3 separate regions of the Mus musculus genome follow, and regions 2 and 3 are each linked to region 1. Evidence: chromatin loops called from intact Hi-C (ENCODE). Cell type or tissue: left cerebral cortex. All regions are shown on one strand. Links, peaks and the distances in the headings refer to the core of each region. The heading gives the core; the rest is flanking DNA.

The links. Hi-C counts contacts between places; a loop is a spot of excess contacts. Peaks named below come from ENCODE experiments on the same cell type or tissue, not always from the same donor. Only the 100,000 strongest peaks of a DNase experiment are listed, where the experiment ranks them.
Region 2: it touches region 1 in a loop (5-fold over the local background); 9 of 42 quality-filtered maps call a loop at or near these places.
Region 3: a loop joins it to region 1, with 5 times the contacts of the local background. A loop is called at or near these places in 3 of 42 quality-filtered maps.

Annotation. Positions count from the first base shown.
Region 1 is chr1:60,841,334-60,849,150 of GRCm38, reverse strand. No RefSeq gene overlaps it. Among named protein-coding and RNA genes, the nearest start is that of Gm38137, 19 kb to the left of the region's middle. In left cerebral cortex, for the core only: no CTCF peak of the experiment used is centred there; DNase peaks (open chromatin) are centred at 2,030, 3,280 and 3,616; H3K27ac peaks cover 3,150 bases.
Region 2 is chr1:60,719,419-60,727,235 of GRCm38, reverse strand. No RefSeq gene overlaps it. Among named protein-coding and RNA genes, the nearest start is that of Cd28, 23 kb to the left of the region's middle. In left cerebral cortex, for the core only: no CTCF peak of the experiment used is centred there; DNase peaks (open chromatin) are centred at 3,498 and 4,111.
Region 3 is chr1:60,484,148-60,491,964 of GRCm38, reverse strand. Raph1 (Ras association (RalGDS/AF-6) and pleckstrin homology domains 1) reads left to right here. Exons shown (of 14, transcript NM_001045513.3): 14 at 1,644-7,817. The coding sequence ends at 3,665. Among named protein-coding and RNA genes, the nearest start is that of Abi2, 78 kb to the right of the region's middle. In left cerebral cortex, for the core only: no CTCF peak of the experiment used is centred there; DNase peaks (open chromatin) are centred at 2,517 and 3,105; H3K27ac peaks cover 1,828 bases.

The DNA.
Region 1 (7,817 bases), core at 1,266-6,265:
ACTGTTTCCAGAATTCTGCATACTAGAACCAACACTAAAATATTTATGAGAATACGAAAATAACCACCGGACAACAAGGAAAATTTTCCAACTGCTATCTAATCCAAGATTACTAAGTATTGTGGGGAGCCGTTGCAGAGTGGCAGTTACAGAGTGGCAGTTACAGAGTGGCAGTTGCAGAGTGGCAGTTGCAGAGTGGCAGTTGGCTATTGCTGGCCACCACACATATATAGGCAGTAAAGGTTCTTTTGCCAAGATGAGGTTTTGAGAATTGACCAAAGTTAACCAATCAGATGAGAGACAAGTTAACCAATCAGATGAGAGAGAACGCCTCTCCTAGGCCTATATAAGCAGCACCAGTTCTGGGCTTGGGTCTCTTTGCCTCTGCAATCAAGCTCTCCTAATAAACGTGTGCGGAAGGATCCTGTTGCAGCATCGTTCCTCCTGGCCAGTCGAGCGCGTGCAAGAAAGTATAAAGAAGTAGAAAAAAACATAACAACAAAACATTATCAAAGATGTTAGAATTGTAGACAAGAACAGTCATTCTTGTTATATTCCAAATGTTCAAGACCGTGAAAGGAACTGTAAACTTGTTAATGAACTATATTTAAAGTGACCCAACTAGAACTTCCTTTGATTAAGTGCCAGAAATTTATGATAAACAGTGGGTTATTGATAAATAAAATAGAATTAGTGAACTTGAAAGCACAGCAATATAACCGATCTCTAACGAAACCAGTATTGGGGGGCGGGGAAAGACAGACAGACAGACAGACAGAAAGACAGAGCACCTAAGACCTTCAAGTGGTTCAATACACACGTTATCGGAGAAACAAAACTCTTGAGGGGAAACAAGGGAGGGGGAGCAAAGAAATATTTCAAGAGACAGCTTAGATTATTTTCTTAATTTGATGAAAGTTATAAACCCACAGATCCCAAATACTCACTCAAGCCAAAGCATAGACAACGTAAGAAAGTTTTACTGAGGTCTGTAACCAAACTATCTACACCCAAGAACTGGTCGAAGCCCTCAGAGGAAGAGATCATGAAGGTGCTCTGCCCCCCTGAGACTGAGGAATGCCCCAGCTCTTCCAGCCCTTCACATGCCCCTGGCTACAGGGGTGCCGCTGGGGTCTGTAAGCCTAGAGAACATTTCCTCACCTCCCAAGCTGAACTCAAAATGTAATCAGAATTTCTAGTGTAATCTATGTATCTTTTTCTTTCTTTGTAAATCTCTATCCTTAATAAGGCAGGTTAACTGGGTAAACTGAAATATCAGATACCAATTTTAAAGAGCTCAGGAAATATATTGAGCTAAATAGATTTTTCTTTAAAAATATCAAAATGAATGTAACAAAATCCATTAAGTAACAAAATATAAAAGTAAGTGGTAAAAAGTATCTGCCCTCATCCCTCTGTGATCACCATGGATCCTCAGTCCTAGCCCTGGCTACAGAGTCCTGACATCTTCACAAGGATTCTTTCTTCTCTCCCCTCTGTTTTTCCTCTGGCAGTCCTAACACTCTGCCCCCATTCTCTCTGACTTTATTCAGTGCCAAAATAAGAAACCTCTAAAGCCATCTCTTCATTTCTTGTTTGGATTGTCATCCTCTTCAAACCCAGATTACTTCTCTAAAATGATTTCCTTTGAACTACAAAGGGTTATAGAATAATTGGAATCTTTTAATGAAATATTCCTAATGAAATGGGTAAACAAGAAAAAATGCTAACTTTACTTATTAGCAAGAAATCAGAGGGTTTGCATTTGCTTAGTTTGGGTTTGGGGACATGAGTGTGTGTGTGTGTGTGTGTGTGTGTCTGTGTGTGCGCACGCACGCACGTTTGTGTGTTAAGTGCAATAACATGGAGACTTTATGTTTTAATAAAGCTGTTTTGTTGCCATGGTTGCAAATTTGCATTAACATGTTCACAAGGAAACCAATGTGTGGTATGAATATTGCTCCCACTTTCACATCTGCCCACGTGCTCCAGACAGGGATTGGATAAACTGGCTTCCAGCCCTGATCTCCTCCACCACCCCCATAGAGTGAGCATTTTTCACAGAAAATCTAGAGTTCTCTAGGATATAAAGTTAGGATTGGCTCCTGTTCCAGACACAAGGTCAAACAAGATTTCTGACGGGCTTGCTTCATGAGGTTCAATCACCCTTCACCCCTTTGGCATGATGCATATGCATGAGATCACTAGGAGACTGTTTATTTAGTATCTAAGCTCTTTACAATGTATTTCAAGATAAATATAATCACTGAAGAAGTTACACAGCTTGAAAATTCTGGCACTAATCTTACAGCAGTTCTTACAAAACAAGTTTGCAAATGATCCTTTCTAGGGGTGGGTGGAAGATTCAAGACAGGGTTTCTCTGTGTAGCCCTGGCTGTCCTGGAGCTTTTGTAGACCACGCTGGCCTTGAACTCAATGCGATCCCCCTGCTTCTGCCTCCCTGATGCTGGGATGAAAGGCTTGTGCAGTGATCTCTTGATGCTTCTGTTTCAGGTAACATATTCTCTATTCTTTATTCCTCTTTCTTGCCTCTTTTTTTTCTTGTAAAGTTCATAACCATCATCCAAACTTGTCTCTCTGAAATTTGAGACCCAAATCTGATCATAGGCATATTTTCTAGTAAGCAGACAGGCAGCAGGCAAACAGAGCAGACTACTGAGCCTCCCGAGCCCCTGCTCAGAGACAATTCCTTAAAGCCGCAATCCTCAAGCCAGGATGGAACTATTAGCTATGATTACACTCAAGCCATGACCATCCCTAACTGGTCTCCGATCCTGTATATCCTTCCCACTTCTCATTGCTGCAAACCCGAGTGATCCTTTAAAAAGCAATTCTGTCCTCCATGAACTTGGGTTGGAAATCTTGCAGCGTGTCCTGTTGTCGACAAGATGGTGTCCAAACTCCTTTTAGAAAGCACCTGAGGTTCTTCAGGTTCTGAATCCCACCTCCTGCTCTGACCTGATATCTCAGTGTCCACCCCGCTCCTCACCTTTGGATCCCTCTCTCTGTGAACTACAATTTCAACTGAGTAGTTTCACGATGTCAGATGACCACAGAACTCTTAAGTCAGTGACCTATATGTTTAAAACTATTTGAATGCTTACTACTGTGTGGCTCTGGTTGAAGAAGAAACAATTCTTGAGTCCTTAGGTTTCCATTTCCTGAGATCTCAAAGTAGTCTCTAATCCATCCTTGCCCGCTGGCTCCCACAGTGGCTGTGAGCCACCCACCACCCACACTCTGCTCTCTGAACAAGATGCTTTTTATGATCTAGAGCAGCACATTCAGGTTGCCAGAGCCACAAGCAGGAGAGTGCAAGGTATGGTCCTGAGTCATAGTCTCCCGTTCCCCTTGGAGCATCTGAGCTGTTCTAGCTCAATATCTTAAAATAAAATAAAATAAAATAAAATAAAACTAAGAACACAATCATGCAGGTGATGAGGTCCACACTGAAATCCCCCTCCCCCCCCCCCCCCCCCCCCCCCCCGTATCTCATAGACCTCAAGTAAGTCATTTGCCATGGTTTTCACAGTCTCATCAAAAACTAGTGAGCTGCTGAGTTTTCTAAGGCGAGTATGTTTCTCCAGCTGGGACACGCCCACAAGACAATTGCTTGGGTGGTGTTTGGCAGTGAAGGCGCCTAAGCCCACACCACATCATACTTTAACAGCAGTCAAGTAAGAAAATTTAGAGAAGCAGAGAGAGCTAGGGTTAGTATTTTAATGGCTTCTAAAGTCAGTATTACATTTACTAAGGCTCAGAATTTATCAAAGAAGATGATCCCCAAAGCACGGGCTCAACTATGCCCTGAGCACACAGGTCAGGTTGCTGTCTGTTTTCAGATGTGTTACAAAGAAACAAAACATATGCCAAGGATTTCTAATGGTTAGAGTTTAGAATTTTAATGCAAAATTTAGGGTTTTATTCTTTTAAATAATGATGAGGGGTTCCAGGTAAACTATAAACTACACCTCACTCGTTCATTGGCATTTCCTTTCTGCTTTCTTGGGTTGGAGGACAATGTTGTGGATTTGATTTAATGCTTGCCTTATGGGTTCCCAAATTACATGAGAATCCCGAGTGTTAGCTGCTAAGGGTCCTTGCCCCAACTGATTCTAATTTGTAAATAAAGTTGCTGGGCAGGGAGATAGAGATGAGACTAGATTTTCTGGACAAGGAAACTAGGAAAAGGATTTGGAATCATCATGCCAGGGTTTGAGAGCCATGGAAGAAGGGTGCCAGCCATGTAAGAGCTTCGGAAGACAGAGTGGATCTGGGTAGCAAAGATTGAATAATTTTAGTAAGCAATAATTCAGGAGTATCAGAGTGTAGGCCTTGGCTACTAGATGAAATTTGAGAGTGGCTCTGCCATTATATTGTTTAAGGCATGTTAAAATAGAAGACTCTGTCTGTCTGTCTGTCTGTCTTTCATTCAATAATCCAGAACATTTTGGCAGGTGGTGGGTTGGTGAGGAATGTTGCAGGGAGATTTGAATAGGGTTAAGTGAATAATGTAACAGGACAAAGCTAAAATCTCTAAGATTCCAAAGAGAAGGCCCAACCGATACCTTTTTTGGCCACCTACATGCTACTTAAACTATTTCTTTAGGACTAAATGTCTCACCCCCCTCCCTGCACACCACTTCAATTTCAGCCATGATGGGCAGTTTTATGGTAACTCAAACCCCTCTTCAGTATCTCACCTGAAGCATCTGCCAAGTGGATTGCTTCATTATTTCTAAATAAAAGCTTTATTGGGTAAACTACACATTCACAGATCTTACTGTTTAAAAGTACTTAACGGAGTGCTTTTACTGTACTTTCAGTATTGAACACTGGTCATTACTGCTTATTCAGAGAGCTGCTGTTTGTTTGTTTGTTGGTTGGTTGGTTGGATGGTTAGTTGGTTGGTATCCTTTGTCAGTTTCCCTTCTTTCAGATACCCACCTTGGGCAACCACTGGTCTTTCTGTCTCTGTGGATTCAGCTATTCACATTTTGTAGAAACAAAATCATATAATATTTGGTCTTTTGTGACTGGATCTCTTTTATTAAGTGTGTTTCCAAGGTTCACCTATGTTGTAACATCTACCAGAGCTCTGTTGTTTTTTATGAATAAGCAATATGGTTTTGTACGGCTATGCCACAGTTTAGAAATCCATGTATCCATCCATAAACATTTGTTTCTATTATGGATGGTGCCGTTATGAGCTTCCCTTGTATGTGAGTTGTTTTTAATGCTGTAACCATGGGCTTTTCTACTGTGCTCCAGTTACCAAAATAACGACTCCAAGACCTAATTATATTTGAATAAATGCCTAGGCCATAAGCTTGGACTTGTTCCCTGACTAGCTCGTAACTTAATAAATCCATTTATCATATTCTATGAGTGCCACATGGCTGGTTTCCTCTTCTCGGTTTCAAGCATCTGTCTCCTCAGAGTTCAAGGCTAATCCCTTCCTATGCCTGATTGTATCCCAGAGTTCCTCTCTCCCTACCAGAACTCCCACCTCCCATTTCCTGCCTCAGCTCATTGACCAATCAGCTTTTTATTAACAAGTGATGCTTCTGGACAGTACACAAGAGATCATCTTGCTTTCAAGAACCTATTTGTTTTTGAATATGCTTTATGGCTTTATGTATTTGAAGTCAATATATATCAGTTTATTCTGCTTAGAGTTTTTTTGTGGTTTTTTTTTTGTTTGTTTTGTTTTGTTTTGTTTTTTTAAGCTTCTTGGATATGCAGGCTTACATTTCCCATCGACTTTGGAGAGTCTTTAGTCCCTCTTTTTTTCAAATAGTCTATCAGTTCTTTTTCTTTTCCCCTTTCTCAAACTCTTCTGGAATGCCTGATGCTATCAACACAATGAGAAGCAGATATGACAATGGGGGAGGGGTTGGGTGGAAAGGTGAAGAGGATTAGTGGAATGAGTGAGGGACAAGAAAAGGTTATTATAGGGGGTAAATATGACTAAATACACAATATACATGCATGAAATTTTCATAACGAAACCCATTACTACATATAATTGATATGTGCTAATAGAAATTCACTCAACAGCAACTTCTCAAATCCTGATTTCTATCTACTTGGTTCTTCTCTTACAATTTCTAATTGTATCAATTTTCTATTATTTGGACATTATTCTCATACTTTATTTTAAATTTCAGCCATAACTTCCTTTAGATCTTTGACTACCTATTTATGATAACCAGCTTGTAGCTATTGTGAAGTGTGGCATCTGGTTTTCCTAAGGCAGTTTCTATTGGTCTCCCCTACCCTGTGCCTCATATAGGTCCTACCTTTAGGCTTGGCAGCATGCTTTATGCTTTTTTTTTAGGATGAATATTTTAAATAATATCATGTGCCAACTCTGAATATCAGCTTCTGCTTCTGTCTCAGAGAAGTTGTGGGCCTTTGCTGCTGTTTTCCTTGCTGCTATATTTTTAAATTAACTAATTACTTAGCTTCACATCCTGACCACAGTTTCTCTTCCCTCCTCTCTTCCAAATCCTTCCCCCACACCTTCTCCATACCATCCACTCCTCCCCTACTGATATCAACACTCCTTGGCATATCACATTGCATTAGGACTATGCACACCTTCTCCTTTTGAGGCTAGAAGAGGCAGCCCAGTTAGAGGAAAGGGCCCCAAAGGCAGGTTAACAGAGTCAGAGACAGCCCCTGTTCCTGCTGTTAGGAGTTCCACTTGAAGACCAAGCTACACAACTGTTACACAAGTGTAGAGGGCCTAGGTCAGTCCCACGCATAGTCTCTGGTTGGTGGTTCAGATTCTGTAAGCTCCTATGGGCTCAGGTTAGTAGATTCTGTAGGTTTTCTTGTAATGTCTTTGACCCTTCTGGCCCCTACAATCCTTCTTCCCCTTCTTTCTCAGGATTCCCCGAGCTCAGCCTAGTGTTTGACTGTGGATCTCTGCATTTGTTTCCATCAGTTGCTGGGTGAAGTCTCTCTGATGATAGTTATACTAGGTTCCTGTCTGCAAGTATAGCAGAGTATCATTAGCAGTGTCAGGGGTGGGCTCCCTCTCATGTCATGGGTCTCAAGCTGGATCCAGCCATTGGTTGGCCATTTCCTCAAATTCCGTTCCAGCTTTACTCCTGTACATCGTGTAAGCAGGACAGATTGTGGGTTGAAGGTTCTGTGGCTGGTTTGGTATCACAGTCCTTCCATTGGAAGTCTTCTCTGGTCACAGGAGATGGCCAGTTCAAGCTCTCCCATTGCTAGGAAATCTTTTTTATAATTTAATTTTCTTTTTTTAATTCACTTTACATCCCACTCATTGCCCCCTTCCCAGTCACCCCCTCCCCTCTTTTCTCTTCTGAGCAGTGGGGGCTCCCACTGAGTATCCCTCCAACCTGGCACTTCAAGTCTCCACACTGAGGCCAGACAAGTAAGCCTAGCTAGTAGAACATAGCCCACATACAGGCAACAGCTTTTGGTATAGTCCCTATTCCAGTTGTTCAGGGCCCATATGACAGTCAAGCTACACATCTGCTACATATGAGTGGGGAGCCCTAGGTCCAGCTGTGTTTGGTTGGTGTTTCAGACTCTGAGAGCCCCAAGGGTCCAGATTAGTTGACTCTGTTGGTCTTCTTGTAGAGTTCCTATCCCCTTCAGGGCCTGCAATCCTTCCTTCTGTTCTTCTGTCAAGAGTCCCCAAGCTCCATCCACTGTTTGGCTGTGGGTGTCTGTATATATCTGAGTCAACTGCTGGGTGGAGCCTCTCAGAAGACAACATGCTCCTGTCTGCAAGCATAACGGAGTATCCTTAGTAG
Region 2 (7,817 bases), core at 1,016-6,015, 120 kb after region 1:
CCCATTCAGGCCTACCTGGCCCCATGGCTCTGGGAAATGATTTGGCAGATAAGGCCACTAAAGTGGTGGCTGCTGCCCTATCATCCCCGGTAGAGGCTGCAAGAAATTTTCATAACAATTTTCATGTGACGGCTGAAACATTACGCAGTCGTTTCTCCCTGACAAGAAAAGAAGCCCGTGACATTGTTACTCAATGTCAAAGCTGCTGTGAGTTCTTGCCAGTTCCTCATGTGGGAATTAACCCACGCGGTATTCGACCTCTACAGGTCTGGCAAATGGATGTTACACATGTTTCTTCCTTTGGAAAACTTCAATATCTCCATGTGTCCATTGACACATGTTCTGGCATCATGTTTGCCTCTCCTTTAACCGGAGAAAAAGCCTCACATGTGATTCAACATTGTCTTGAGGCATGGAGTGCTTGGGGGAAACCCAAACTCCTTAAGACTGATAATGGACCAGCTTATACGTCTCAAAAATTTCAGCAGTTCTGCCGTCAGATGGACGTAACCCACCTGACTGGACTTCCATACAACCCTCAAGGACAGGGTATTGTTGAGCGTGCGCATCGCACCCTCAAAGCCTATCTTATAAAACAGAAGAGGGGAACTTTTGAGGAGACTGTACCCCGAGCACCAAGAGTGTCTGTGTCTATGGCACTCTTTACACTCAATTTTTTAAATATTGATGCTCATGGCCATACTGCGGCTGAACGTCATTGTACAGAGCCAGATAGGCCCAATGAGATGGTTAAATGGAAAAATGTCCTTGATAATAAATGGTATGGCCCGGATCCTATTTTGATAAGATCCAGGGGAGCTATCTGTGTTTTCCCACAGAATGAAGACAACCCATTTTGGATACCAGAAAGACTCACCCGAAAAATCCAGACTGACCAAGGGAATACTGATGTCCCTCGTCTTGGTGATGTCCAGGGCGTCAATAATAAAGAGAGAGCAGCGTTGGGGGATAATGTCGATATTTCCACTCCCAATGACGGTGATGTATAATGCTCAAGTATTCTCCTGCTTTTTTACCACTAACTAGGAACTGGGTTTAGCCTTGATTCAGACAGCCTTGGCTCTGTCTGGACAGGTCCAGACGACTGACACCATTAACACTTTGTCAGCCTCAGTGACTACAGTCATAGATGAACAGGCCTCAGCTAATGTCAAGATACAGAGAGGTCTCATGCTGGTTAATCAACGCATAGATCTTGTCCAGATACAACTAGATGTATTATGACAAATAACTCAGCTGGGATGTGAACAAAAGTTTCCGGGATTGTGTGTTACTTCCATTCAGTATGTTAAATTTACTAGGGCAGCTAATTTGTCAAAAAGTCTTTTTCAGTATATGTTACAGAATTGGATGGCTGAATTTGAACAGATCCTTCGGGAATTGAGACTTCAGGTCAACTCCACGCGCTTGGACCTGTCGCTGACCAAAGGATTACCCAATTGGATCTCCTCAGCATTTTCCTTCTTTAAAAAATGGGTGGGATTAATATTATTTGGAGATACACTTTGCTGTGGATTAGTGTTGCTTCTTTGATTGGTCTGTAAGCTTAAGGCCTAAACTAGGAGAGACAAGGTGGTTATTGCCCAGGCGCTTGCAGGACTAGAACATGGAGCTTCCCCTGATATATGGTTATCTATGCTTAGGCAATAGGTCGCTGGCCACTCAGCTCTTACATCTCACGAGGCTAGACTCATTGCACGGGATAGAGTGAGTGTGCTTCAGCAGCCCGAGAGAGTTGCACGGCTAAGCACTGCAATGGAAAGGCTCTGCGGCATATATGAGCCTATTCTAGGGAGACATGTCATCTTTCAAGAAGGTTGAGTGTCCAAGTGTCCTTCTCTCCAGGCAAAACGACACGGGAGCAGGTCAGGGTTGCTCTGGGTAAAAGCCTGTGAGCCTAAGAGCTAATCCTGTACATGGCTCCTTTACCTACACACTGGGGATTTGACCTCTATCTCCACTCTCATTAATATGGGTGGCCTATTTGCTCTTATTAAAAGGAAAGGGGGAGATGTTGGGAGCCGCGCCCACATTCGCCGTTACAAGATGGCGCTGACAGCTGTGTTCTAAGTGGTAAACAAATAATCTGCGCATGTGCCGAGGGTGGTTCTCCACTCCATGTGCTCTGCCTTCCCCGTGACGTCAACTCGGCCGATGGGCTGCAGCCAATCAGGGAGTGACACGTCCTAGGCGAAATATAACTCTCCTAAAAAAGGGACGGGGTTTCGTTTTCTCTCTCTCTTGCTTCTTGCACTCTTGCTCCTGAAGATGTAAGCAATAAAGTTTTGCCGCAGAAGATTCTGGTCTGTTGCGTCTTTCCTGGCCGGTCGTGAGAACGCGTCTAATAACAGAAATGTACAATTTGTACCCAATATTATGGACACAGTCTCTCAGATCTGCCTAATCTCTAAATCTACCACTCTTTCTAATTCTTAGAAATCTAGTCTCTGAATTGGTCTACAAACTGGACAGTATGTATGGTGTATCTGCACAGAAAAGGGGTTCACAGAACCTCTTGACTCTTGCCTTTTTGCCACCCAAGTGGAAGTAATGTAGCATATGAGAGTGGATATGAAAATGAGATTTGTTGAAATGTGAACTCCTATTACATCCCAGTAACTAAGCCTGACTGTTCTTGGCCTTTCTTGTGTCCAGAACCCCTTTACCCATCTAAAAGCCTCATCTCAGTATTTTTGAAATGTATAAAATAAATACATATGATTGCAAAATCAAAAACTCATCTACACTACACTACTAGAACACAGTTGTCATCAATCAAGCATGGTGGCACATCTTTAGTGCCAGCACTCGGGACAGAGACAGAGACAGAGATAGGCAGATCTATGAGTTCACGGTCATCCTCAACTACAGAGTGAGTTCCAGGACAGCCAAGCTGAACAAAGAAACCCTGTCTTGGAAAAAAAAACCCAAATAAACAAACAAAACAAAAAGAAAACAGTTTTCAAATATTTGAGGGAGGGGTCAATATGGTGGTGTTAGTTTGGGGGGGTGTCTATGTGTGTATGTTTTGAGGGGGATCAGACTTCAAGCCTTATTCATAAGAACGTACATTGAGCTACATTCTACAGAGCCTTTTTTAGTTTTCTGATACAGGGTTTCACTGCATAGCCCAGTGAAATTCCCAGCTTGGAATCCACTCCAGTCCTGCCTTGGCCTCCCATTAAAGCTGTATACTTCAACACTTGGCTTTAATTTTTTTCAAAGGAATATTTGCATCAAATAATGTGGTAAGAAAATAATTTGTGATTTCTACTGATGACAAAGTCACAAGTTAAAGTAAAATTACTGTGGTTCATTGCCTAAATATATCATTGCGGTGTTAAATTTCAGTTAGAGAGGATCGTGAAAAAGATGTCATTTTCCTCACTGAGTTTATATAGATGTCTCCCTAAAAAGCACTGGATAAGGCAGAACATCTGACAGTCATTAGCACCTCATATACCTACACATGAATCATAAACACAAACTCGCACATACACACTCAGCACTGTATCATCCCAGACCTGGGATCTGAACACATCTTAATGACATGCATGAGAGAGGACACTTCCCAAATGGCTGTTATTCTAAAAGATGGTGAAACAGACAGTGTAAATAACATCATACACTTCAGCCTCAGTATGCTGCAGAGCTTCCAGTTCCAAATACTGGCTGACTGTGGATGATGGCTTCCACCATGGCTCTGATGCTTGGGCCAGGATCAGAAGCTCCACCAGTCCACTTGTCTAGTTTTTTTTTCTCCCTTGCATTTTAGATGTAGTACAACTTTCCATTCTGACCATTATTACTCAGTTAGGATGAGACTTTAAATCCATGATGGGAGGACCTCACCCACGCCCCGAATCCTTTTTTTTTATAGTCTGTTTGTTTTTTTATCTTGATGTGTATGTGTGTATATACCATGTGTGGGGAGCATATGTGGAGGCCAGAAGAGAGTCTTGGATCTTCTTTAGTGATGTAGCCACTGTTAACCATGCTCCAGTAAATACACCCACCCCATGCTCATGAAAGCAATTCTAATTAGACTCACTGAGTCACATCCTATATCCTCCAAAAACCAAGAAAATGCATGAAAATAAGGGACAAGTTTGGGAAGAGGAGGGGGATTCAGCAGAAACAGGCAGGATGTATGAGGGTGTAGTGGATGCTTGTGAGTGTCCTGGTTTGCCTTCAATTGCTACAGTAGACACCATGACCATGGCTCTTGTGGATCCTGTGAGCCATGCCATGTGCGTACTGGAAACAAAACTCAGGTCTTCTATAAGAATGACAATCACTCTTAATAACCACTGGACCATCTCCCCAGCCCAAACAATTCTTGTTCTAGATATAGAAATGAAGCCCCAACTTCTTGAATACATTCAACACATACCTTTGCATATTATATCCTGTGAATAGATCTGAACATTTTTGGAGGGCTTTTGCCAGTTAGAGCACATACTCCCACACCGTAGGAGACTCCTAACATTGCGTTTCCTTTTGCTTTCTCCCCTAAAACAAGAATTCTTTTCAGCCATCAGGTCATTAAGATTACTTCCTTCCACTCTGTGATATATGCTCTTCTCCTTCACTCTCCCCAAAGTGTATATCTTCTCCTGACAGAGTTTTTCGGTGGTGGTGGTGGTGGTTTGGTTTGGTTGTTTGGTGTTTTTTGTTTTTGTTTTTGTTTTTTGGAGAGGGTGGTTGGTTTTTTTTTTTTTTTTAGCTTTTTCTTCTTTTAGTCTTCTTTCATTTTTTAAAAATGTTTTATTCTTTGACAATTTCATTCATGTTTACTATATTTTTGGTCTTTTTTACTCTGCCAGCTAGTTTGTTGTTTTTTGTTTGGTTGATTTTGGTTTTGTTTTGTTTTGTTTTTGTTTGTGTTTGTTTGTTTTTTTATCAGCTTGACACTAGCTAGAGTCTTCTAGGAAAAGGGAATCTCACTTAAGAAAATGCTTCTATTCAGATTGCCTATAGCCAAGTCAATGGGGCAGTTTCTTGATTAATAATTGATGTGGGAAGGCCCAGCCCACGGTGCCACCCCCAAGCAGATAAACCTAAATTCTATAATACAACAGACTGAGAAAGCCATGAGGGCTCCCAGTGACAAACCTCCTCCAACTAAGTCTTTTCCAACAAGGCCACACCTCCTAATATTACCACTCCCTATGGGACTATGGGGGCCACTTTTATTCAAACTACCACAGTGTTTATTACAGCAATTGAAAGCAAACCAGGACAATCATGTTCACCCATTATAGCCTCTCATACCTCCTGCCCTTTTCTGCTGAATCTCTTCTTCACAACAAGTCTATCTAAGTTGTTTGTTTGTTCGATTTGTTTTGTTATTTACATTCCAAATGTTGCCACCCTCCAGGTCCCCCTCCCAGAGTTCCCCATCCCACTCTCCCTCCCCTTTGCCTCTTAGAGGGTGTTCCCCCTCCCCATCCCCATCCTGGGCATCCCCCTTCCCTGGGGAATCAAGTCTCTACAGGATTAGGTGCATTCTCTCCCGCTGAGGCCAGACAAGGCAGTCCTCTGCTACATATGTGCCAGGAGCCTTGGACCAGCAAATGTATGCTCTTTGGTTGGTGGCTTGGTCTCTGAGAGCTCCCTGGGGTCCAGGTTAGTTGACACTGTTGGTCTTCCTATGGGGTTGCCATCCCCTTCAGCTCCTTCAATCCTTCCCCTAACTCTTCCATAGGGGTCCCCGACCTCAGTCCAATGGTTGATTCTGAGTATCTGCATCTGTCTCAGTCAGCTTTTGGTAGATCCTCTCAGACAACAGCCATGCTCTCTAACAGTTGCTCCTATCAGCAAGCACAACATAACATAAGTAATTGTGTCAGGGTTTGGTGCCTGCCCATAGGATGGATCCCAAGTTGGGCCTATCACTGGATAGCCTTTCCTTCACTCTGCTCCATTTTTGTCTCTGTGTTTCTTGCAGGTATGGAAGAAGACAGGAGGAGAGAAGCCCAGTGGGCCAGGAGAATGAACAGAAATAAGCAGCTTCTGGGGGTGAGGTGTGGGGAACCTCTAAAGTTCCAGAAACCTGGGATGTGAGAGGCTCCCAGGACTCAATGGGGGTGACCTTAGACAAAATTGCCCTGAAGAGACCACCTCCAGTAGACAGACAGGGTCCCCAGTGGAAGGATGGGATCACCAGCTCACCTTCAACATTGTTGACCCAGCACTTTTCCTGTTTACTAGTCTGCCTCTTATTTTTACATATTTATTTGGTTTTGGAGGGTGTGGGGTGTGATTCGTTGAGTCTAAGTAGGATGGCTTTCATGAGCACGGGGAGAATGTATGTACTGGAGCATGACTGACTTAACAGTGGCTAGACCACTGAAGAATATGAGTTTCGCTCTCCTACCAGTCATTGCCTGCCAATCATTCTTCAGGAAGGGGGAGAGGCTTGTGATATGATGTGATAAGCCCTCATCTTGTTTAGGTCTTGTGAAAGTAACTGCAGCTGCTTAATTCATGGGTATCGTGACCATGTCCTATCCACAGGCAGCACTTCATTATTTTCTAGCCCTTGCCTACCACTTCTGCAGTATTCCCTCATCTTTGGAGAAAGTAGCCTAAATGTCCCATTTAGATTAGAGACAAGCACTCAAAGGTCACTTACTCTCTGTAATTCAACCAGTTCTGAGTCTCTGCATTAACCACTGCTCACTGAAAGGAGAAGCTCCTCTGACCAAAGCTGAGGGCAGTGCCAATCTGTAGATATAAAGAAGATATTTGGAGAGACTGGAGATGGCTCAGAGGTTAAGAACACTGTCTGCTTAAACAGAGATCCTGAGTTCAATTCCCAGCAACCTCATGGTGGCTCACAACCATCTGTAATGAGATCTGGTGCCCTCTACTGGCCTTCATAGTTACATGCGGGTGAAGCATTGTATATATAGTAAATAAATTGAAGGAGGAGGAGGAGGAGGAGGAGGAGGAGGAGGAAGGGAAGGCAAGGGAAGGCAAGGGAAGGCAAGGGAAGGCAAGGGAAGGCAAGGGAAGGCAAGGGAAGGCAAGGGAAGGCAAGGGAAGGCAAGGGAAGGGAAGGGAAGGGAAGGGAAGGGAAGGGAAGGGAAGGGAAGGGAAGGGAAGGGAAGGGAAGGGAAGGGAAGGGAAGGGAAGAAAAAAGAGGAAGAAGAGAGGAGGAAATTTAGAGGCAGTTTGACACAATTATCCACTTGGGCTTTTAACCATGTTTACAGAACCAGGCATTAATTCTCTCCTATAAAACAACCCTCAAATCTAAGCAAGAAACAGTTGGTTACCACTTAATAGCCTTGCCACTGTGGCGTTAGTAGGCACATCTTGCCCAGACAGTCGTTTCTAGCCCTTGGTAAATTTTCATTTATTCTGTACTGCACATAACAGTCTATATTTCACAAATGAATATAATTTATAATTATTTTGTAGGTAGGTTTTCGTTTGTTTGTTTGTTTTGTCCATTAGACCTCTATTAAAGGCGAAATTTCTTATGGACAGGAACCATGCCTGATTCGTACATGTCTGCACCTCAACCAAATAGACACTCAACCAAAAATTGGTAAGTATTGAACATTCTCTATTATAATATGATGCTCTACAAGCTGTAATGTATTGCTTCTATAGACTAGCAATTGAGGAAGGTAAGCAGAGTGAAGTGTACTAGACAGAGTATATCCAAAGTTGTCCCTCTAGTTAGATGGATCAGAAATGGAATCCTATTTAATTTGGTTTGATGGTCTGTTACCTGTTGGTCCAACTGGCATATTCACTCCACATGCTGTGCCAATATCTCACAA
Region 3 (7,817 bases), core at 1,016-6,015, 360 kb after region 1:
CTGGGACTTTGCAAATATTAGGCAAACACTGCCACAGAGCTGCGTCCCAGCCTTTTTTATACATAGTCCATCATGCTTAGTTTCCTGGCTGTCCTTCAGTATCTGTGTCACCAATCCCAGTTCCTTATGAACCAATTTAGACGGAACTAATACTCTAGGAATGTAAATGTTTGGAAAAAATAAAAAATCTTTGCTTTGGCGGGGATGTAGCCCAGTGGTAGAACACTTGTCCACCATGCACAAGATTACTGGTTAGACTTCCCACCACTGTCAGAAACAAACAAACAAACAAACAAAATGAAGACCCAAATGCTGTGTGATCAGGAAGCAGTCTGTCATTGTAGTTTCAGAAAGAGATTGAACCCTGCTATGCATAATGTCAGTGTGTTTGAGTCTTTATCCCTCTGTGTGTTTCTTCTGTTACCTCAGTCTCAGGTGCCACATGAGAAGGCCAACTCAGCTAAGGTCTGCATCCCTGAAGCAGCCAAGACAGGGTCAAGTTAAGGTCAGGGACTGTTCTCTGAAAACACATTAACCTGGGTGACTCCTATAACCAAATCTTACAAACTAATGCTTTTATTTTAATGTATAATTTTTAGAGAAACATGTGAACATCCTGATGGGCATTAGAATTCAGCTCTGTGAATGAACTGCAGTTCACTAACTTAAATATCCTCGAGGCTAATTAGGTATCTTATGTAATTGAAAACAGATGGGTTACCTCATTTCTTCAGTTGTTCAAAGAGCCTAAAAGATGTTTCAAAGTTATTAAATCACAAGCCCTTCCCTTCCTATTTCAGAAGGTCTTGAGCCACAAATCTATGCACGGTTGGTTCAGGCAGGTGTGGTCATCTCAGCAATGCTGAGCACTATCCAGATGGAGTGATGGACCACTTACTGCAAACCCTGGCCCCTGCTTCCTGGGCGCTTCCTTTAGCTTTGCACTTCTTATTCCTCTGACTTCTGGGTGATGTTTTATCTTTTGCTGTAATGTTTACAAAGCATTTATGTATTTTCCAGTAAAACAAACGTAAAGAATGCACCCCCTTACCTGCATTGCTGGACTTCTGTGCATGTGGATGCAAGTGTTTCACACGAACACGAGTGTGTGTGTCAAGTTCATTCCTTGCTGTATGACTGTGCACGCCTGCTGAGCATTCTTCTATTCTCACATGCCAGCTTACTAGAATCAAAAAGCCGTCCTCACTCCTCAGGAGGCCCTCCACCAGACCCTGAGCCTAGGATGGCATCTGCTTGGTGTGGATGCAGTAACAGATGGAAGGTGAACTCTTGAGCACAGGAGGGCATAGGGTAGGGTTTGCCAAAGTCCCATAGCCAAGAGCAGAAATCACACACCCTGTCACCACCCAAATGGCTTTGCAACAGGAACTCATTCCTAGATGGTTAGACAGTGTAGCTATTAAGAGAATATTGCAGGGTGAAACAAATTTTCTATGTCCTCGTTACCCAGGAATCAGATTTTAACCCTTCCTGACATTGTCTGTCTTTATAATCACCAACTACTGCATCCTCTTTATGCATGTCCTGAATTCCTTGCTGTTTAGTTTCATGGAGCCAAAGCTTACCTCTGTAACTGTTGTGTTGTTTCTCTCCCTCCCACTCCCTTTTTATGCTCCTTTTAGGCCAGAATGGAGTCTATGAATCGGTCCTACACTTCACTTATGCCCCCTCTGTCCCCTCAAACTAAGATCATCACCCCCTATACTGCCTCACAACCTTCACCGCCTCTTCCTCCTCCTCCGCCACCACCTCCTCCTCCTCCACCTCCGCCACCACCACCTCCTCCTCCTCTTCCCAGCCAGTCTGCACCATCTTCAGGCTCAGCAGCTACCATGTTTGTCAAGTACAGCACAATCACCAGGCTGCAAAATGCAGCTCAGCATTCAGGGACCCTGTTTAAGTCTCCAACACCACCAGCGATGCAGCCTCTTCCTTTGGCTTCACAGTCCAAGGCTCAAATTGTGGTGCCCCCCAATGGAGTTATTCCTCCACCCCCTCCTCCGCCACCACCCCCAACCCCTGGCTCAGCCATGGCCCAGTTAAAGCCAGTGCCATGTGCCCCATCCCTACCACAGTTCAGCCCCCAACCTCCTCCACTGAAGATTCACCAGGTTCAGCACCTTCCTCAGACAGCCCCTCCTACACCCCCACCAGCTCCTCCCATCACTGCAACTGTCCCTCCTCAAGCACCCCCTAAACCTCTGGTGACCATCCCTCCTTCAGCCAGCACAAAGACTGTGTCACCAGTAGTAGCACAAGCTGTACCACCAACCCCTGCACCTCCTGTGCCCCCTGCAAAGAAACAGCCAGTTTTCCCTGTTTCTCACATTCCACCCACTCCCCCTGTGCAGCCTACCCCACATCCCCCCCCTACACTACCCAAACAGCAGAGCTTTGGGGTAAAGCCACCCCCCTCTCCACTGTCCCCTGTGCCCTCCGTTGTGAAGCAGATAGCCAGTCAGTTTCCACCCCCTCCCACTCCTCCTCCTGTGGACTCTCAGCCCCTAAAGTCCCTGCCAGCAAGTGGCACCCCACAGTCCCCTCCTGCAGTAAAAGCAAAACCCAAATGGCAGCCCAGCTCAATCCCTGTCCCTTCTCCAGATTTCCCTCCTCCCCCTCCTGAAAGCAGCCTGGTGTTTCCTCCACCACCTCCTCCAGCCCCAGCCCCAGCCCCACCACCACCACCACCACCACCTCCACCACCGCCACCAGTGCCACCCACGGCTTCACCTACCCCTGACAAAGGTGGATCTCCAGGCAAAAAGACAAGTAAGATGTCCAGCCCTGGGGGAAAGAAACCACCCCCAACCCCGCAGCGCAACTCCAGCATTAAGTCCGGCAGTTGTGCAGAGCACCCTGAGCCCAAGCGACCCTCGGTAGACAGTCTAGTCAGCAAGTTTGCACCGCCAGCAGAATCAGGGTCTCCCAGCAAAGAGACCCCACCACCTCCTGCAGCACCCCCCAAACCTGGGAAACTACACCTTTCTGGAGTCAATCTCCCTGGAATCCACCAGCAAGGGATTGTGTCGGCAAAAGCCTCTGTTCTGAGTGGGCGTGGAAAGGACGTTGTAGTGGAATTTCCATCGCCACCATCTGATTCTGACTTTCCACCCCCTCCACCTGAAATAGAGCTTCCTCTGCCCCCTATTGAGATTCCAGCTGTATTCTCGGGGAACACCTCCCCCAAAGTGGCAGTTGTTAATCCTCAGCCACAGCTATGGTCTAAAACATCAGTGAAGAAGGCCCCCCCACCTACCCGGCCCAAACGCAATGACAGCACCCGCCTCACTCAAGCTGACATATCTGAACAGCCAGCAATGACCACAGTTGTGCCACAAGTGCCCACCTCTCCTAAATCCAGCCTTAGCGTCCAACCTGGATTCCTAGCTGATCTTAACAGGACATTGCAGCGCAAGTCTATCACGCGGCATGGCTCCCTGTCCTCCTCACGTATGTCCAGAGCAGAACCCACCGCCACAATGGACGACATGGCACTACCCCCACCACCACCAGAACTGCTGTCTGACCAGCAGAAGGCTGGCTTTGGAGGTAGTCATATTTCGGGCTATGCAACATTGCGAAGAGGACCCCCTCCCGCTCCTCCTAAGAGAGACCAGAATACTAAGCTCTCAAGAGACTGGTAGCCACAGACTTATTTTCATGCTATCTATAATCAATTCTACAATCAGTTCATCTGATCATCTGTGAATCCAGGTGTTCAGAGCCTCCTGATATGTTATTCAGGTAGTGTCCAGCTGTGTGTTTGTGTGTATATGTGCTGCTTGTGTGTACATGGATGTATGCACAGCTATACAGATTGTGTGTATATACATATGTATACATGTGTGGATGTGTATATATACAGAGAACTGATTCTATTTATTCCTTTTGTCTCCTAATCCAAATATGGAGTTTTGTATATTTTGAGTGGAAGGAGACATAGGAGGGGATATACTGTCACTTATAATTTGTCTATCGTATGGATTGGACCAAACACTAGAAGGTATTCCCTGTGTCTGTCCATGTGCCACCTCTCTGTGCATGTTATAGAAGAAATAGATGGGCAGTTTCTCAGCTAGAGAGTACCATCAGAATGTTTGGTGTATCTGGTAGGGCTTTTTTTAATTTCTCCCAGTTTTTCCCAGTTGGCTGAATTGAGAACTGCTTGACTGACATAAGTACTACATGTAAAGGGACACTGTACATCAGGAAAACCTTCACTATACGGAACGGGTAAACAGTGCAGGAAAGGGAAATCCAGAAGACACTGTGGCTATACATAGGAAACTAACTCATGGCTGCTCTAGTTGCACTAGTCCTGCCATGACCCCAGCCACATTTGAGATGTCTTCACAGGTAAGCTTCTTGTCTACAACACAAGGAATATTTAATGCTATGAACCTGGCTACTTTCAGTACTGTCTTGCGAAGCTTCATCAACTTGGCCTCATGATTCTCGCTTTATTGTGAATGTCCAGTACACATTGTAATGTACTGTCCAGTTATGTCTTTAAGTGACAGTTACCTTCATATATAGTGTGTGCATTTGTAGACATTTGAATCCATGAATAGTCTGAATATGAAATATATACCCTGTGCCCAATTTGGTTCATCATTATAAAGACAGTCACCTGCTGCAATGCCTTCTTTAAAAATTGTTTGGTAGGATAGAAAAGAACTGAACTGGCCCTGTACAGGTATCACTCACTCATGAAGTTACAATGCAAAGAATCTATTTGGGAATGGGATTATCATGAACAAAGTGAGTTTTCATAATTTCATCGATAGCTAGTGGAGCTGCTAAGATCTTTGCTATTTACAGCACAAGTGTAGAGATTTTGTAGGTAACCAGGTGTCTGATGGAGTAGTGTCACAGTCCAGTGACAGTGACACTGGCTATGCATAGGCAGCTGGGCAAACCTTGGAAGCATTGCTCCGATGACGCTACTAGACTTCACATTCTTCTGTGTGCTTTTGGTACTTTTATCAACTTACAATGACAGGTTGAAGGGAATAAAATACAACCTTAGAGCTATTTTTTAAGAGAATAAAAACTGTCCATCCCATCAATTACAAATGAACATATCTTGTAAAGGAGGTCTGTGCCTGTTGAAAAGATAACCAGTGCCAAACACAAAACTCCTTAGTTCCTGTCCCTCAAGGAGATAGAAACTGCAGTGAATCTAGGTCAAGACTCATTGGAGAATTTAGTATTGGTACTACTACATCAGAGAGATGTGTGATTGGCACCTCCTGTCACATTTGCAGCCACTATTCGGTGCAGTCACAGGGAGGAAAAAGACCATAGAAGTCATTGTGCTGCTTAAAACCCAACTTAAGGATATTTTTTGAATCTTTCAAATTGTTCACCAAGTATTTGTGCTTGCTATTCCTATGATGAAGTGACCTTTAACATAGTGCATTGTTAGTTTCAATACATTCGACAAATGTAGTCACCCTGAGTACAGATGCCAAGCCCACCAAGACTGAGAGAACTACTTCCCTGTGCTCATCAACCTGTGGCTCTGTTCAAGAGTGGATCCAGTTATCCCCAGTGTTGAATTTTTGTTTTCTTTTTAAATTAAACCAGATAAGACAATTTAAGATTTCCTTGAGTGGAAAAATACAGACTTCCAATCTAGATTAAGCCCTAAATCAACAGCCTTCATGTTTTTTTTTCATTGTGGATTTCATGGGAATCCTTAAGGCATCCTGAGCCATGACTTACTTCTGTTTTATTGTCTTGGGAGAGCAGATACCTTTGAAAACTAGTAATGCCAAAAAAATGAGAGAGCAGTAACTATCCTTTTCTAACTCCAGTCATGTGACCGCATGCAATTTCTTTATATTTCTCAAAGATAACACCTGTTAATTTAAAAAAAAAAAAAGTGATACATCCCTATCTTTTTCTTTTAAGTAACATTCCGATTTTTGTTTTTAACTGCCTAGTGTGTTTGAAGGTTTTGTTGAGGTGTAGTTTTGTTTCTTCTCTTGTCTCGGATGTGTTCACAGACAAGACCCACAGCCCTCTGCTTGGCAGCTCCAGCTTACATGGCTTTCAGGCCTGTGAAAGGCACGTGCAGCTTTCTCAGATGCTGACTAGTGAATAGGGTGAGGATGTTCTGACCCTGAGGGCAGGACACTGGTGCTTTTCAGAATTGGTGACTCACTTTCTGACAACCTTCATTTTTACTGTATAAGCAATTTCAAGAGTCTCTAGTGCTTAAGGTTTGGCACCAACTCTGAAGGGCAGCAGAACAACCAAACTCCAGCTCACAGGTAGTACAAACACTACTCTATGTTAACCTCACCATCTTGGCTTTTACTCCCAAGAGATTTAAATACTTTGCCTTTTTAGTCACTATAATTCTCATTTGAAGGGGAGAAAATTCGTTTTTTTAGATGCCCACTTACAGATAACTAGATTTTTTTCAATATCTAAACTTTTTAACATGAGAAAGATGGCTGTATCTTAGAGATTACCAAAAAGACTTGTTTTCATCAGGTAATTAAAAGTAATAGAGATGACAATGTGGTTTTTTTTAAGTCCTCCAAAACTAAGGTGCTCCTACCCACAGATGGCATATCTTGCAAAGGGCTAAGAACTGTTTTGGGTTCCTTCTCTCTGTGTTACTTTGATGTTATAAATAGTGCTGAATTTGTCTAAACAGAATTGAGAGGTCATAGAAATCCTTAACAGGGTAACAATTCCAAGGTTTCCGAACCTGGGTGTTAGTGTGGACTCGTTCATCAGACTTTGAACAGAACATTTTGCCACCTTTGCTACTCAAAACCAATTTTATGTTGCCAACACAGGGCAGTGTTGAAGCAAGTAAAAAAAAAAAAAAAAAAAAAAACCATAATTTCGCGTATCTTCAGAAATCAGAAATAGCATTATAACTGATGTAATCCCAGACTTTACTGCAATTTACTAATTAAAACAATGGTCCTGTGTGGGTAGGTGACAATTTTTGATAAAACAGGTATTACTATTTTTGTTATACATGAAAATGGCTTTCTTTTTTTAAAAAATCCCTTTCAAATTAAAAATACCTTTTGGAGTATTAGTTACTTTACATTATCTGTAATATGTAACCTCTCTCCAAGTTTACCCAAAGGGAATGCAAAATCTGAATATCCCACCATCTTTTAAGATGGTCCTTTAGTCCAATGAAAACATGCTACATCTTTAAAACTCCAGCCATAAAAATTACAAGTGCTCAGTGCCCTTAGGAGGTCTGTATGTAAAAGAAACCCAAAATCTAGGTGAATTTAATGAAATAACATACTTCATACATATACAATGTAGGGAGGTGGGCAGGGGCTCTATTGGATTTTCTCTGAAGTAAACCATTTTAGAGAGCTATCTGCTGTTATCCCCAGTGCCTTGAACTCTTTAGAGGAATAGCATTTAAAAACAACAAAAAACCACAAGTAAACTTTTGAGGTGCTAATGAAAGAGAAGGAAGGTAAGTACTTTTGAAGTTTGGGCAGAAATGGGAAGGGGGTGACTCTTAAAAGAGTTTTTCATCCATCTACATGGAATCTGGCTGTTTCCTCTCAAAGATGTTTAGAAAAGTGGTTCAAGTCAATACTGAGCCATACTTAAGATCTGGCCAAACTGGGAGCATGTTGTTCATGAGCTGTGAATTTCAAGAATCAGCTTAGAAAGACATGGTTGCAGCAGTAGGGGAGACATTTTTTTTTAAACTATCCATTAAATTTGTTACAACTTAATACCAAAACCTGACGTTTTTTCATAATTCCACCTCCTAGTTCTTCCTGTATTTGTAAATA